Regions from separate parts of the Homo sapiens genome. Here region 1 is linked to region 2. A link is an interaction called in ENCODE POLR2A ChIA-PET data of the cell type or tissue named here. Cell type or tissue: A673. All regions are shown on one strand. Each heading gives the region's core, and the rest is flanking DNA. Links, peaks and the distances in the headings are about the cores only. Region 1 overlaps TCF12 (transcription factor 12). Region 2 has its middle 47 kb from the start of NEDD4.

Region 1 (2,500 bases), core at 1-2,500, 1.1 Mb after region 2:
AGGTAGTCATTCTCCATCAGGTTCCTACTCCTTCTGTCTAGGATGTTATGTGCTTTTCTCTTTTTACCTATTTTTACCTCCTCTTCATAATAGATTACGCTTTCTGTATTTCTAATTTGTGCAAGTTTAAAGCAAAATCTGTTCTTTTTTGCTGTTTGTTGTTTTGATATGCCACTTGAAGTGATTTGCAATTTTTTAAAAGATAGTTTCTGTGATCATAATTGGATTATCAGAGTACTGATGTATTTTTAAGCTTTCACTTAACCTCACAAGAGTGGTGGTTTATTTATTGAAAACTACTGATGTTGCAGTTTAAATGTCAAGAAATTATTTATTAGGTTCTTTTTTTAAAAGATTCTATAGTTATATTGGGCGGTCTTGTTTGATATTTCTTAATCTTAGTCCTTTTTCATAATTGATCTATTCATTCCACCTAATGACTAATTACATATCAGAGCACATCATCAACCACATTCATCATAGTAGAATGTAATAATCAATGACATTTCAACAAAGGAAAAAATAAATATGCAAATAAGGCCTCATTAACATTTGCATGAGTTGTTTGAATAATCACGTTGCTGACAAGGCTGTAATTAACAGAAATTGATGCTGAGTTCAGTATTTGATAGTGTGTTTTCTCAGCATTTTATTGTTGTCACTGCGGGGGCTGAAATGAAGTTCTGCTCTACTTGTACCTTGACTGGAATTTGATGTGCAGGGCTGTGCCAGGTACGAAAGGCTTCTGGGAGCCCTTGATTCATCTGTGACCTACACTTAATGCATATAAAGATTCTTTATTTAAATTGCCTTATTTTTTTAATGAAGCACCATTAGATTTTAGCAATTATGAGACAACTGTAGAAAGAAAACAAACATGAAAATTCAAATCATTCATTATTTTGCCAGAAATGGCTTATATGAATCAGATACAATTAAGACTTCAAGATTTAAATTTGCTCATACCATGGAAAACTGATGCCATTAATTTTTTTTTTCCTCTCTCTTAAATCTTGCCCAGTGGATCACTGTCAAGAGGTTGGAGCTTACTGTAATTGAAAATCACTTGCTTAGGGAAAAAAATCTAATTATAAAATGTACAGTTTGAGGGTTTTTGTGTTTTTTTTTTTTTGAATAGCTGTGCACCCCCACATTCCTCCTCCTTTTCCTGTACTGTTTCCTGTTTTTGTCATGGATATTAACTGAAATGCTCTAAACACAATAAAGCTGTTTATGTCAGTTTTTTGGATGACTGCAAGTGCTGATTATAACAAGTTTAAGGAATTTCCTTTGTTGAATGTGTACCCATGCCATATGGCTCAACATGGAACATTAACTTGACAGGGATAATGGATTGTGGTATATGGAGACAATTTTGCCTGCAGCTTTACTATAACTCATTCTGGTTGGGGATCACAGGTTTGTAGTATGGGATGCAACAAACATCCAGATGGATTTACTTTACATAAAAGAGTTGCATTTATTTTTATTTCCTTCCTGTAATTGGAAAAAGAACTTTTTTTAAAAGAATCAAAATATTAAAAAGTAAACGAAGGGAAAATTGTTCAAATGAAAACATGTATTCTGAGCAGTTTTTTTGGTAAAATGCTATGAAAGAGACTATTTTTGTATATTTAGCACATTAAAGTCATGGTGTATATAAGCTGATACTGCTTTTGTCTTTACGGTAGTATCCAAAATGAATTTTCCTCTCAAGATTAGAAAGTTGTCTGTATCAACCTTAAAGGTGTTTCAGGTTTGTAGACATAAATGATCAAGCAGTGTCAATTATGAAATTATTTTAGTAATGCTTATTAAATAGTAGCCCTCTCTGAGATGAATTGGATTTGTAAGATTTGAGATAGAAAAGCTTTTTAAAAAAGTATCCAGTTTTTCTTTAACTGCAGTATATCACATATAATAGAAGAAAAGGTTTGTTATTTCGCCAAGCAGTAATAAAGTTGCTGACTGTTGGCTTCTTGGTTTTATATGTATCCCTGTGAAAGTTACTCTTAATTTATCTGGTGGGAATAAGAAAACTAAAAGCCACTTTGGCAGAATGATCATGTAACCAAAGGCTAGTTACCTAGAATGCTTAAATACATTGTTGTTAAGAACTGACATCTATTCTAGCTGTGTTAGAGGGGGAAAAAATCTGGATTTTTTTTTTTTCATGAAATGGGCTTGTAATGCTAAAAAAAACTAGCTGACTTGGTTATTTTCACTTTCTTTTTAAATAATTTAGATCTTCATTTATCTTCCACTCTGTGTTTAGGTGGAATATAGAGCTTATGTCATCAATTAAATTATGTGGAAATCTATAATTTGTCTAAATAAAATCATTGATCTATACTATTGATCTGCAGTATCCTTGATACATTAGGTAATGTGCTGTCTCTGAGCACAGTAGATAAAGACAGCTATCCCTTGCAGCTTCTAAACACTAAAAATTGCTGACATCTTTGCAAGTTTATTTTGAGTACCTAGGACATACACAGAA
Region 2 (14,027 bases), core at 5,243-7,742:
GGTCGGGAGTTCAAGACCAGCCTGGCCAACATGGTGAAACCCCATCTCTACTAAAAATACAAAAATTAGCTGGGCATGGTGGTGGGCACCTGTAATCCAGCTACTCGGGAGGCTGAGGCAGGAGAATCACTTGAACGTGGGAGGCGGAGGTTGCAATGGGCCGAGATCCCACCATTGCCTGGGTAACAGAGTGAGACCTTGTCTCAAAAAAATAAATAAATAAATAAATACATCCATAGAAATTTAAAAATACCTACTTAGATTAGGGCTGCCACATAAAATATAGAACAGTTAAATTTGAATTTCAGATAAATAGTATATTTTAATAATAAGTATTTTCAAGTATTACATATTTGAAGTTTATCTGAAATTCAGAGTAAACTAGAGATCTCCAATAATTTTCCTAAATTTGCCAACCCTACCCTAGGTACTACCATTCAGTTTTATTTTCTGGTCTGAGGGTTACACCTACTTGAGAATTAATGTGCTGGTCAGTGAAGAACATTTTGTGGCTGGTCAAGTAATAAAAATTGTATCTTTGAAGCATTCAGTGGCTTTCAGTCTGCACCTTCTTGGATGTGACAGATCAGCAAAGAGACACGAGTCCCATCTTCACATCAATGGTACAAACATATTGAACTGATTGCCCCCATTCTGCTATACTAAGCAGCCTGGTTTCTAGTAGTATCTCTGCCTAAGAACTCATCCTTTCCTGTTTCCATCTGATTTTCTCAGTAGCTGTCCCTCACCAGTGCTCTCCTGGTTTGTGTGAGACCTCAGAGCTCTGGTTTGTGTGAGACCTCAGACCAGCTTACTGTCTGTGGCTTTCTGCCATCCTCCCCGACTGCTGGGCTCTCTTACACTCCTTCCAGCCAAAGTCTTGTTCTCATTTGCCCCTGTGATCTTTAAGAGCTCTGTTCCTCCCCCAAATTTGACTATGAGAAAGAGATAAGAAGCCCCTGACACTCAGGAGCTGCCCTGGCACCCACAGTCAGGCCTAGGCATTTTCCTGCTGAACATAAATCATTTCACAGAACACCAGTAAGGCCATCCGAGAACCAGGATGAATCAAGAGAGAAACGAGACCACTTTGTGATCAGGTTTGAACATGGACAAAACATGGATGTTTTCCTAGCCACAAAAATGACCAAACAAGCCCCTAACCTGGCTAATATGAGTGCCTACTGCTGCTTTACCAATGATCAATTTAGATTTACTCTAGTCTTCCCTCCTTCTAGATGAGATTCATTAAGATGCCCAATCATGGAATTACCTCTGTCTCCTGACAGCCTCCAGTCCAGAGCAAACTCCTACTCCCCTAAACTCTACAATTGCCTAGCAAGAGCCCAAATCCTATAGAAAGTCTTTTAAACACCCCATGGTGACAGAGGCATACCCCAGGGTGTATGGTCTCCCCTGTTGCTTGGAGCACTAAACCCAATTGTTCAGCTGCAGGGGTGTTCCTGGGGGTCCTTGGCTGCAGAGCGTTGACAACACCCAGCAACCCATGATTCAGCCTCCATAGTTGTTGTGCCAAACCCCTATTAACCTCAGTAGGGAAGGCACCAGGTTCCAGAGACCAAAGAAGAGACCCAGAACCAGCATGGGGTTTCTATTAGGGGCTTCCATACAGGGGAAAGAGCCCGGTGGTGGTGGGATAGTCCAGATAACTGCACAGCCCAGTGGCAGCAGGCTGAGCAGGAAAATCACAACTGCCTGCAAACACCATGCAGTTTACATAGCATTTTCATTTAATACCCTCCCCTTAACAATCTCCACCTGGCAATCTTCATTTAACCCAAAACTTAGGGCCTTAATCCACTGCATGGCCTGTGCTCCTTGGGATGGGATGGAGGCCTAGATGTTCCTCCTAGACAATGAATGAATCTCTGGGTTGGCCACTCCTGGATTCCCTAGCTAGGAGCACACAGGCAGGTGTATGTGCCATGCAGGGTCGGTCTCAGGGTATGCTCAAGTTATTGCTGTCAGGTGTGTTTACCCTAAAATAGTATTCAAAGCCACTCCCAGGATTGAGCAAATGCTGAAGGCATTTTGTGAAGATGTAGGCTGTGTGGTGGTCCCCGCAGTTACCTTAGCTCCTGCTCCTGCCTCACCAGTAGGGGTTTATAGCTGGCTTAGAGGTGAGCTGCATGTCTGCCCACCTATCAGAGGTCAGCATGGAAGATGGCATCACCATCCCTCTCACCCAGCACCACCTGGCTACTGGGGGCTGCTCCCCACTCTCAACACTGCTGGTTTCACTATGATTGGGTGGGGCAAATAATTCTAGAAGAACTAAGTGCACTGTGGGCATTAACCATGTCATTTAAGAACAGTGGTTTTATACCTCTGTCCTCATACTCTAGAGTAACAGACTTTTCCTTGGTGGAAGCATCCACTTCTCTATCAGTGATCAAGTAAGAGTAAGAAGATGATTAGGCTCAGTATACCATCAACTCAAAGTGGGCACAGGAGCATCTATATTATTAAAGTTCAGGAGGGAGGAGTCCATGTCTAGGTTATAAAACTGAAATGGACAGCTTCAAATACCCACCAAAGTCCAGAATTTCACCATGGTGATATGATAGTCTTTAAAAAGAGGAGATGCCAGACTGTCCTGAGAATCAGTTCTGATTAATATATCTATGAGGCGACTCCTCTCTCTGGCTCCAAACATACACCTACCAGAAATCATCACCCTACACCTAGCAGTACTGGTTGGATTTCATTTTTAAAAAATTACTGTTGGCTGCTGTCTTGTACCTCCCCTATCTGAGAACTTGAGCCCTCAGCCTGTGTTGGGGGATGTGCTCGCATGGCTTCTCCTCAGTACACCAACACGGGTCTGTCTGTCTGGAAACAGCTTCCAGCTGGTTTGTTGCTGGCAGCAGTGTCCAGCTGCCCTGATCTAGAGAAGCCGCTCTCCTATCCATGGTTTTGTCCCCGTGGCCCTTGCCCTTGTCTACACAGACCTGGCTCACCTGCTTTCTTGGCAGGACCTACCCAGTAGTCACCCACAGGATAGTACTCACCTTTTCTCTCTATTTTCTGTGTACCAGCCTCTCCTTTGCTCTCATCTTCTTTCCTACCCAGTTTAGGTTTTCTCCCCCTTTGCCATATCTTTTCCTCACCTCACTATTGTTTCATCTGAATTTTCTAGTGTTAGTAACATTCACCTTTGGATGGGAAAATAATCAAGTCACGACATTACTCAGAATTAAACTAGATATCTCTAAGTTTTCTTTCAACACTATAATTTCATGATTCTTTGGAGCTACTGTTCTCCCCAACTTCTACCTGCTAAATAAATAATCCAGTTAGAACTTTCACTTTAGTCTGTACTTGACTCTATTTAGAGTTAATTTAGGAGACAGAATAATGGCTCATAAGTTTCTCAACCTCACTAATAAGCAAAGAAATTCAAATGAAAGAGGATTGTTTTCAATCCACCAAACTGACAAAAATGAAAAATATCAATTCCCAGGGTAGGAAAGTTGGTTGGCTGGTACTTTGGGATATATCATTCTGGAAAAGAATCTGGTAACATGTATTAATATTTTAAATATGCATATTCCACATTTGGGAATTTATCCTAAGGCCAAATAAGCAAAGATGTATATAAAATAATGTTAATTGCAGCACTGCATGTAGTAGAAAAATTCAAAACCACTTAAGTGTCCATCAGTAGGAGAGGGTTAATATGATACATGCATAATACTATGCAGATTAAAAAATAATCAGATTGATAAGTGATTCTCAACCCTGACTGCACTTGTGAATCCAGAAACACTTAAAAAACTCGTAATTCCAGGATCCACCCTCAGAGGTTCTGATTATCTGTTTGAGAATGAGGCCCAGTATTTGCACTGTTTTAAAGTGCCCCAGGTAATTCTAATGTGCAGTCAAGTTTGAGAACCACTCAACCCTTAATATGCGAGATGTTTCTATCAGCTCTAACAAGAAAGATGCCCATGATACACTGCAAGTGAAAAAATTAGGTTACTTAATTTGTTGATTATGATTTGTTAAATTGAGCTAAAAATGGCCTGAGAAGGACTCTGTACTTCTATATTTGAGTCCTTGTGGACAAACTGTAATCTAACTTAATAGGTAGACAAGATTGAAAACCTAACTTAGGAGCATGTGCCTGTAACAAGAGCTGAGTCTTGGCCAATCCCAACAGCCATACTTCAACCACTCATACACTGCTGAGTGTTCAAACTGTGTTCACGTAAGGCAAATGTCGAGCTGTAACCAATCCAGCTGTTTCTGTACCTCACTTCCAATTTCTGTACATCACTTCCTGTTTTTTAATCTATAAATCTTCCACCACGTGGCTGTACTGGAAACTCTATGAATCTGCTGTGATTCTGGGGACTGCCTGATTCATGAATCATTTATTGCTCAAACTCCTTTAAATTTAATTTGCCTGAAGTTTTTATTTTATCAGATTACATTTATTAACAAATTATACATGTGCATTAAAATATAAAAGTTTACACACAGTTATTTCTGAAGAGTGAATTACATATTTGCAGTCTGTTTTCAACCATTATCATATATTTCTCTTTTTTGAAAAAATGAAAAGGCTGTACAGGCTGAAAATGCAGAGAAAAAATGAAAACTGGCCTTCAGATGGCTTCTGAGTGCCAACAGGGACTTCCATCCTAAACCTGGTTTTATTTCTGTGGCTGACAACAGCAAAGTGTGTACTTAGAGATAATATGGTCATTGTATTAGTTTGTTCTCACACTGCTAAAAAGAACTACTTGAGGCTGGGTAATTTACGAAGAAAAGAGAGTGACTTGACTCACCATTCCACAGGCTATACAGGAAGCATGGCTAGGGAGGCCTCAGGAAACTTACAGTCATGGCGGAAGCAGGCACATCTTCACATGGTGGAAGAGAGAGAGAAAGTGCTAAGGTGGAAGTGCTACACACTTTTAAACATCCAGATCTCGTGAGAACTCACTGACTGTCATGAGAACAGTAAGGGGGAAATCCACCTCCATGATCCAATCACCTCCCACCTTCCCCCAACACTGGGGATTACAATTCATCATGAGATTTTGGTGGTGACATAGAGCCAAACCATATCAGTCATCTTAGCTCAAGTCAAAAATACTGGCTTGGCTAAATAATTCATTATGGTTCCGTTCACCATGAATTTATGTTCTGCAGAAAGAAATAATGAAATGGAATATGTGCATCATCTTGTATTTTAGAAACAAAATGTTTAGGCAATCATTTCTAAATTCATACATTAAAAAAGTGTGTGCATACTTGAAGAGTTAAACTTTGTAGAAAGTATCTCGTAGGTGAACTGGCTTCAGTGGGCTTTACTGAAAATCATGATTTAGAGTTTTACCACATAGTAGAGTTCACTAAAAAATATTACAGCTCTCCAGGCATGGTGGCTCATGCCTATAATTCCAGCACTTTGCAGGCTGAGGCAGGAGGATTGCTTAAGAACAGGAGTTCAAGGCTGCAGTGAGCTGTAATCATGCCACTGCACTCCAGCCCTGTCTCAAAAAGTAATTACAACTCAATAAAACTGGTGTGTGTGTGTGTGTGTGTGTGTGTGTGTGTGTGTGTATCATTGATTGTAAGTCTGATATTTCTCTCTCCCTTCCTTCCTTGCTGTCTCCACCCTTGTAAACAAAACAAAACAAAAAAACTCCAACCAGTTTTCCCAGGGTCAGTCTACTGAAGAGCTGATTTCTACGTATTGCATAAACTATACTATTCATGAATTTTAAAAAATAACTTAAACTCTCAGGTGATATCATCATTTTCTTTGTTATTTCTTTCTATTGCATACCACCTTCAGAATGATAAAGAGACTGAGGCTCTAGTCACAATTATATTCAGCTGTCAGGAATGATTAACTATCTTCCTTCTCCCCATGAAGTGCATGAGAATGCAACCATGCAAGTTAGGCTGATAATGTCCCCCATCAGATGCTATGGCTCCTCTTGCCTCAGAAGAGAAAAACAGCATGGTTTTGTACTAGGTTATGGAATGAAGTCTGGGATGAATTTTCTGGTTTGTCTGGGGTCAGTCTTCTAGCAAGACTTACTTTAATTTTAAATTTTTTTAATTTAATTTTTTTTGAGACAGTCTCAGTCTGTTGGCCAGGCTGGAGTGCAGTGGCACTATCATGGCTCACTGCAGTCCTGACCTCCCAAGCTCAAGTGATCCTCCCACCTCAGCCTCCTGAATAGCCAGGACCACAGGCATGTGCCACCACGCCTAGCTAATTTTTAAAAAAATCTCTTTGGTAGAGATAGGGTTTCACCATTTTGCCCAGTATGGTCTCGAACTCCTGGGCTCAGGCCATCCACCTGCCTCATTATCCCAAAGTGCTGGGATTACAGGCATGAGTCACCGTGCCTGGCGAGCAAGACTTACTTTGCTTCAAGTTTTGTTTCCAGAACATTTAGGTACCAATTCTCAATATAGAATTCTAACTACAAAAGTCACAAGTTATAAGGCATTTTTGAAGCAGTCACTGTTCATGTCCATCTGTGTCTTTCTTTCCCTCCACTAGCATGGATAATTTGGAGTTAACTGTAGAGCAAATACTTAGGAAATTAATCCCACATGATTTTCAGGTTCAAGGTGAGAAAAAAAGGAGAAAGTACAGTTCTTGTACCTTGACACACTTTATTCCATCTGCAGAAGTGGCTGCAGCTCACATGTGTGACTCACGTTGGAACAGCGGGCTCACATAATAGCATCACGTGCTGGCAAAGTGTTCAGATGACAAGCCAGTTACCTCATTCGGCTGATGCAATCCTGGAATTTCCTGAATTGAAATACAATTTAGGACCAGAAGGGAGAGACCCTGGGCTGTTTGATTAGGGCATCACCTTTAGCTAATTCTAACCACCCCCACCTTTTTTTTCCCATTTGTCTATTTCCTTCTTTCCTTAGGTGTGAGGTAATAATACTAATTGGTAACAGTTAAACTGTGCTGTGCACTCATCTAAGAGTTTTACTCTTAATTGTCAAACAATCCTAGGAGGCAGGCATCCCATTTTTTTCAGATAAGGCAACTGAGGTGCAAAAATCCCATGTCATTGCTTTAGGTCACACAGGAGAAAATGTAAGGCTCTTCTCTTTGAGATGTATACCTGAGGATCTTTGCTTTTAGTGATCAGATTGTGTGTAAGTTTTCCAGGGAGTCCCACTCGTGGAAAGCCCACGACTGCTGTGAGCTGTGACTGAAGATGTTGCCACCTCAGTGTGGTCAATGGCTCTGTCATCCAGTTTTAACCTCCATATCAGAACTTTCTTTAAATTATATGTAGAATTTTTTATTTTTCTACTATTGTTTCAGATTTTTCTTAGTATTTTAAGATGGTTTTTAGTGTTTTACCAGAAAAGGGTCACCACTTAAGATTCCCCTACCCCTGCTTTTTAGGATTTAAGGAGTGGGATATAGTTATTTATTATTTAGTGTGTTAAGATTATTTTCAGATAATAGCAAATGGTCAAGTCTTAATCATTTTTATACCCCATTATTTTGTTCTGGATATAATACCAATATTTATATAAATAGACCAAGGTAGAAGGATTGCTTGAGGCCAGGAGTTCAAGATCAGCTTAGGCAACGACATAGCAAGACCCCATCTCTACAAAAAATTTAAAAAAATTAGCTGGGTGTGGTGATGCATGCCTATAGTCCCAGCTACTTGAGAGGCTGAGGTGGCAGGATCTCTTGAGCCAGGAGTTTGAGGCTGCAGTGAGCTATGATTGTACTACTGCACTCCATCCTGGGCAGCAGATCGAGACCCTTTCTTTAAAGAAAAAATAAACAGGCAAGGAATATATTAGCTTGATAATTATCTTTAGCTGTGACACAAAAAGTGAATACATCCTTCACATTCTGTCATCATGTAGGAATGGAGAAAACTATAAATATGTAAAAATCTTTGAGACCATATTAATGATGGATTCCATTAAGCCCTGGACATTTTGGTGTAACAGTTCCACCTGACAGCTACACCAATCCCAACCACACCATGAAGGGAAGAAACACAGATCCAGTACAGATTGATGGTTCAAACTTACTGCCTGGATGCAAGGTGCCCAGAACAGGCATTTCTAACTCCTTCTGGCCAGGGATGAAATGTGAGACCTTTTGTTACTTTTGAGACACAGAGTTCAACTCTTGCTCTCACATGTTCCTGCAATTGTAGAATATTTTAAAGATTAAAGTCATGGTTCTTTAACATCACCTGTAGTTCAGGGGCCCAGACCTGTCCTGTTAAATCCCCTGACACAAGGCAAGTGCTGCTTCAAGATTCCTTTCTTATCTGTCAAGGTAAACAAAACAAAACAAAACCAGACTTGTCACGCCAAGCTCATGGAGGATAGACAGAACTCTATAGACAAATTAAAAGTCTATTTATAATCACAGATATGCAATGAACCCAACACAATTGATGCTTTATTGCTTATTTGAAGATAAATTCCTATTTCTCCCACCTCTCCCTCTACCCAGTACATTTTAAATGTAATCAGTAGACTTAACAATTTAAGAGTACCCATAAATGAGGATACTAATAGGAATTAGCTGATTCGTCCCACAGAATCCTGAAAATGCTCATGAATTGGAAGTGCCAAGTATCTCAGAAGGTAGGGTTGTGTGTGTCAATGTGTGTGTGTGTGTGTGTGTCTCTGTGTTTGTGTGTATGTGTGTTAAATGCACCTGATAGCAATAATTTACGCATACCCTGAGAATGACCCTGTATAGCAGGTGCACCTGAATGCGGTTCAGAGTTCCAAGCTAAGGAATGTGGGAGAGGACAACGCAGAGATTCATTCCTTATCTATAAGGAACATCTAGGCCCCATCCTGTCCTGTGGAATGTGAGCTGTACAGAGGATTGAGGCCATTTGTTTTGGTTTAAATGCAAGTTTCCAGGTGGAGCTTATTAGGAGGCAGGGGCTAAGTGAAAATGCTGTAAAACCTGCATGCTTTTTGCAAGTGGTTGTGATTCTTCTGCTCAGCCTACTGCCCCTGGGTCGTGGGGTTCTCCTGTTCCGCCCACCACCACTGGGCTCTCCCCTGTGTTTAGCCCCCAGTACAACCCCATGTCTTGTTTGCTGGCTCTGGGTCTCTTCTTTGGCCTCTTGAACCTGGTGTCATCCCCATTGGAGTCTATAAAGGTTTGGTGCCACAGTGTGTAAAAAGCAAAGTCGAGGGACTGTTTGAAAGCCTGTATAAGCAACAGTTAGATTCCCAGGTTACTATCCACACTGTAAGGAGTCAGGTCCTACGTCTTCCCAGTACTAGTAGTGGAGGAGATACTTTGAAACTGAACTAGGAATAGAGAAGAGTGAAGATGAGATGACCCATTTGAAACAGAGTCAGTGATCTGCATTTGAAATTGTAAAGCCTTTTTCAAGTTCCCCTACTGAATTTCAGAATAACAATAACCAATCATACAACCACAAGCAGGATGTGGGGAGATGAACCACCTCAGAAAAAATACAGCGTCTCTCTAGAGACATTTGACGCAAGAAAATAGGGTCTGGAGGTAGGGAACCTAAGGCCAATTCCCACTGACTTCCTAGAACTGTATCAAAAGGAAAACCCCGACTTTCCACATCTAAGTAACAAAGAGACCACAGGCTACTCCCTTTGCAAACCACCCCCTCTTTCCTGCATGGCAGATGGAAAATTTAAAATACTTCTGATTGGTTGCTTTCCACAATCAGACTGATTGGTAGCCAAGTCTTCATTTGCATAGAAGTATAACTTTGTAACTTCACTTTAGCCTGTGATTGGTTGTTTTCCACAACCAATCAGATGTTTGCATAGAGTGTAACCGTTTAACTTCACTTCAGCCTTTGATTGATTGCTTTCTGCAACCAATCAGACTGATGTGGGCCACTACTTCATTTGCATGAGGTATACACCAAGTGGCCAATGGAAAACCTCTAGTGAATATTTAAACCCAGAAAATTATGTAACTAGGCTCTTCAGCTCCTGTGCTTGGGACGCTCCATCTCTGTGGAGTGTACTTTCGTTTTCAGTAAATCTCTGGTTTTGCTGCTTCATTCTTTTCTTGCTTTGTTTGTGCATTGTGTCCAATTCTTTGTGGAAGATGCCAAGAACCTGGACACCCTCGACCAGTAACGCATTGACCTTTGGGGCTACATGAAGAAAAAGCCAGCTGGCCACCTGATTTCCCTGGAGTGTACTATTCATTCACACTTCTTGATTTAGATGTAAATATATATACAGTCATAGCAATGAAAAACACTGAAAATGAATTTACCAAAATTTATGAAAAAACTGCATTGGAAGGATGGATTGGGGAAGCTAAGGGAGTGTAACTCCTCCTCTACCATGATAATAGATAACTTGGATAATTTCTAAAATTGGTGAATAAATAGCAAAGTTGCATATTTAGAAATATGAGGGTAAATGCTAGAACATGACAAAATTGAAAATAGTTACCTCTAAGGAGCAGAACAAGAAGATGAAGAAAGCAGAGGAATACTGTGTTTTATTACATACTTTTGATGGTTATATGAGTTTTTAAAACATTATGGACGAGTTATTACTTTGAAAGTGACGTGATAGTAGTACGTTAGATTATTGACTTTTCAATTAATACTTTAGAGGTTGCATACTTTAAACATGTCATAAATAACTCTGTTCCCTTCCAAAAGGAACCATATTGTTTTCTTTCAGGATGCTTCCTGAAAGTTAACTCTTTCAGGGAAAACAGAGATTTCCAGGGAGGAAATTCCAGGAAGACATTAGAACCCCAGAAGGGAAGTGGGAAGGCTGTCTTTCTGTAGACGCATCACTCTCTGTATATGAGCTGGGATACCTTTGCAGTAAATGGCTATTACCTTTCCAGAAATTGAAAAGCAAGTGCTTCGTTATTTAAGAATGTTGTTGAGATGTATTCTGAGGAGATAAACTGTGGAATACCCCACAAACAAAAAATAACTTCCTCATTAATTATGCACGGTGAAAAGACTCTTTAAACCTATTTTTAAAACAAATTATCTGTTCATCAATATTAGTTAATGCCCCTGGCAGAAATCAAGACCAGTTACAGATATTAAATAGAGAAAATCTGCCTGGTCAGGAGATATAGGTCAGGCTTAATTATCTGATTATTCAGTAGAAAGAGTAATATGGATTATTTAAAGACTCCTTTGAGGCAACACGGAGTTCTCTCTAGAGTCTTCTTCTAAAGAAGTAACTAAATATTATGACCTAAGTGGAGATCTGAAGAAACAAGCTGCTAAGCAAAGAAAGTCTTAAAGGTATTCCACTTCCTCATAAATTTACCAAAACAAGTTTTAGTTCAATGACTAATACATTCTTGTCTTTCCCTATAAAAGTGATTTCCCAGTTCAAGTAGTGATTCTCTTTAATAAGATCCAGACTATAAATGATCTTAAACCAGAAGAAATAACTAAATGTCATGAGGAAATCTCCAGGTCTAGCAATTTTGATAAAGTCTTGAAACCGTGACTTTGTCTAACATCCATCTTTCCACATTGGCTCTGTAAGACCTAACAGTAGGGAAGTGGCTCATCAAATATGTTGAAAGTCATGACAGTATTCCTGAAGAAATATAACAGGTAAAAACAAAACTGTATCATCAGCAATAATTTCAAAGCAAAACAATGCGTCAGCTTGTCTCTAAAAGTGTTCTGGGATAGTATTTAGAGATTTTGACCTTACATTTTTTATCTCATAAAATTATACTCTAGTTGTTTATGTATTGGATGATGGCATTTGCTATTGAGGGCAGACACTGTCTACAAAGAAATAATTTAATGGAAAGGCTTGTTTTAGTCCATTTTCTACTGCTATAATAGAAAACCACAAACTGAGTAGCTTATAATAAACATAAATTTAGAGGCATGACCTTGAAGATATTCCAGGTATCTGGAATATCCAGATATTTGTATATATCCAGACTGCTACAATAAAGTGACTATCACAATAAAGTGAGTCACACGTATTTTTTGATTCCCTAGTGTATGTAAAAGTTATGTTTACACTATACTATATTCTATTAAACGTGCAATAGCATTTTGTCCTAAAAGAGTACATACCTTAATTTTAAAATATTGCTAAAAAATGCTGATGATCACCTAAACCTTCAACAAGTTGTAATCTTTTTGTGGGTGGAGGGTCTTGCCTTGACATTGATGGCCGCTGATGGGTCATGGTTACCGAAGCATGGGGTGTCTGGGCAATTTTTTAAAATAAGACAACGGTGAACTTTGCCACATCAATTGACTCTTTTTATGAATATTTCTCTGTAGCATGTGATGCGGTTTGAAAGCATTTTCCCTGCAGTAGAACATTTTTCAAAATTGGAGTCAATCCTCTCAAATCCTGCCCTGCTTGATCAACTAAGTTTACGGAATAATCTAAATCCTTTGTTGTCAGTTCAGCAATGTTCATAGCATCTTCACCAGGAGTAGCTTTCATCTCAAGAAACCACTTTTTTTGTCCTTCTGTAAGAAGCAACTCATCTGTTTAAGTTTTATTATGTAATTGGAATAATTAAGTTACATCTTCAGGCTCCACTTCTAATTCTAGTTCTCTTGCTATTTCTATCACATCTGCAATTATTTTCTTTACTGCAGACTTGAACCTTTCAAAGTCATCCATGATGGTTGAGATCCACTTCCTCCAAGCTCCTGTTAATGTTGAAATTTTAATGTCCTCTCTATGAATCACAAATGTTCTTAATGGCATCTAGAATGGCAAATCTTTCTCGGCAGGTTTTCAATTTACGTACATTTCCCAGATCCATCAGAGGAATCACTATCTATGGCAGCTATAGCCTTGTGAAATGTATTTCTTAAATAGTAAGACTTGAAAGTTAAAATTACTCCTTGATCCATGGGCTGCAAGATGGATCTTGTCTCAGCAGGCATGAAAACAACATGAATCTCCTTGTATGTCTCCATCAGACCACTTGGATGACCAGGTACATTGTCAATGAACAGTAATATTTTGAATATAATCTTTTTTTTTTTCTGAGCAGTAGATCACAACAGTGGGCTTAAAATATTCAGTAAACTATGCTGTAAACAGATATGCTGTCATCCAGTCTTTGTTGTTTTATTTATAGGGTGCAGGCAGAGTAGATTTAGCATAATTCTTAAGGGCTCTAGGGTTTTCAGAATGGTAAATGAGCATGGGCTTCAACTTAAAGTCAACAACTGCATTAGCCCCTAGCAAGAGGGTCACCCTGTCCTTTGAAGTTTTGAAGCCAGGCATTGACTTCTCCTCTCTAGCTATGAAAGTCCAAATGGCATCTTCTTCCAAGAGAAGGCTGTTTTGTATACATTGAAAATCTGTGGTTTAGTGTGGCTACTTTCATCAATGATTTTAGCTAGATATTCAGGATAATTTGCTGCAGCCTCTACATCAGCACCTGCCACTTCACCTTGTACTTTTATGCTATGGAGATGGCTTCTTTACTTAAACCTCATAAACCAACCTCTGCTGGCTTAAACTTTTCTTCTACAGCTTCCTCACTGCTCTGAGGCTTCATAGAATTGAAGAGAGTTTAAACCAAATCAGAGGATCACAGTTTAGCTTTATAAAAGGTAACCATAGAGAAGGGAACAATACAGACTATGACTCATGGGCAGTTCCCCCATGTCCCTTCCAGGCAGGAAAACCAAAGAAACTTTTACCGAGCTGGGAGAGAGGAATGAGAGAAAGAATAAGAGGAGAGCAAGAGCTAATGTGCAGCCTGGTCCCAGGCTCCTGTAGTCAAACCCCTGGTAGGGGAACAGGTTGATGGAGCTTGGTTCAGTCATCAGAGCAGAAGGAGTGTATGCCCCACTTTCCACGCTGAACTGTAGGAGGGAACCCCGTGCACAGTGTCCCATGCCATGACGGGTAGCCTCAATAGAGGAGAAGTGGTGCCATAATATATTTGGTAGATGAAGAGAGCTTGAGTTATGCCCCACTGGTCTTGCATAACCTGAAAGAGACTTATGAGTTCCTGAGTCAGCCTC

What was found. Peaks named below come from ENCODE experiments on the same cell type or tissue, not always from the same donor. Only the 100,000 strongest peaks of a DNase experiment are listed, where the experiment ranks them.
Region 1: POLR2A ChIA-PET joins it to region 2 with 5 read pairs; 1 of 35 experiments calls an interaction of 5 or more read pairs at or near these places.

The regions. Positions count from the first base shown.
Region 1 is chr15:57,133,769-57,136,268 of GRCh38, forward strand. The region is part of intron 5 of TCF12 (transcription factor 12); the gene reads left to right. Among named protein-coding and RNA genes, the nearest start is that of SNORD13D, 140 kb to the right of the region's middle. RefSeq lists an enhancer at 62-986. In A673, for the core only: no CTCF peak of the experiment used is centred there; a DNase peak (open chromatin) is centred at 1,263; H3K4me3 peaks cover 1,018 bases; H3K27ac peaks cover 1,103 bases.
Region 2 is chr15:56,033,920-56,047,946 of GRCh38, forward strand. No RefSeq gene overlaps it. Among named protein-coding and RNA genes, the nearest start is that of NEDD4, 47 kb to the left of the region's middle. RefSeq lists an enhancer at 6,247-7,446. In A673, for the core only: no CTCF peak of the experiment used is centred there; a DNase peak (open chromatin) is centred at 6,762; H3K27ac peaks cover 834 bases.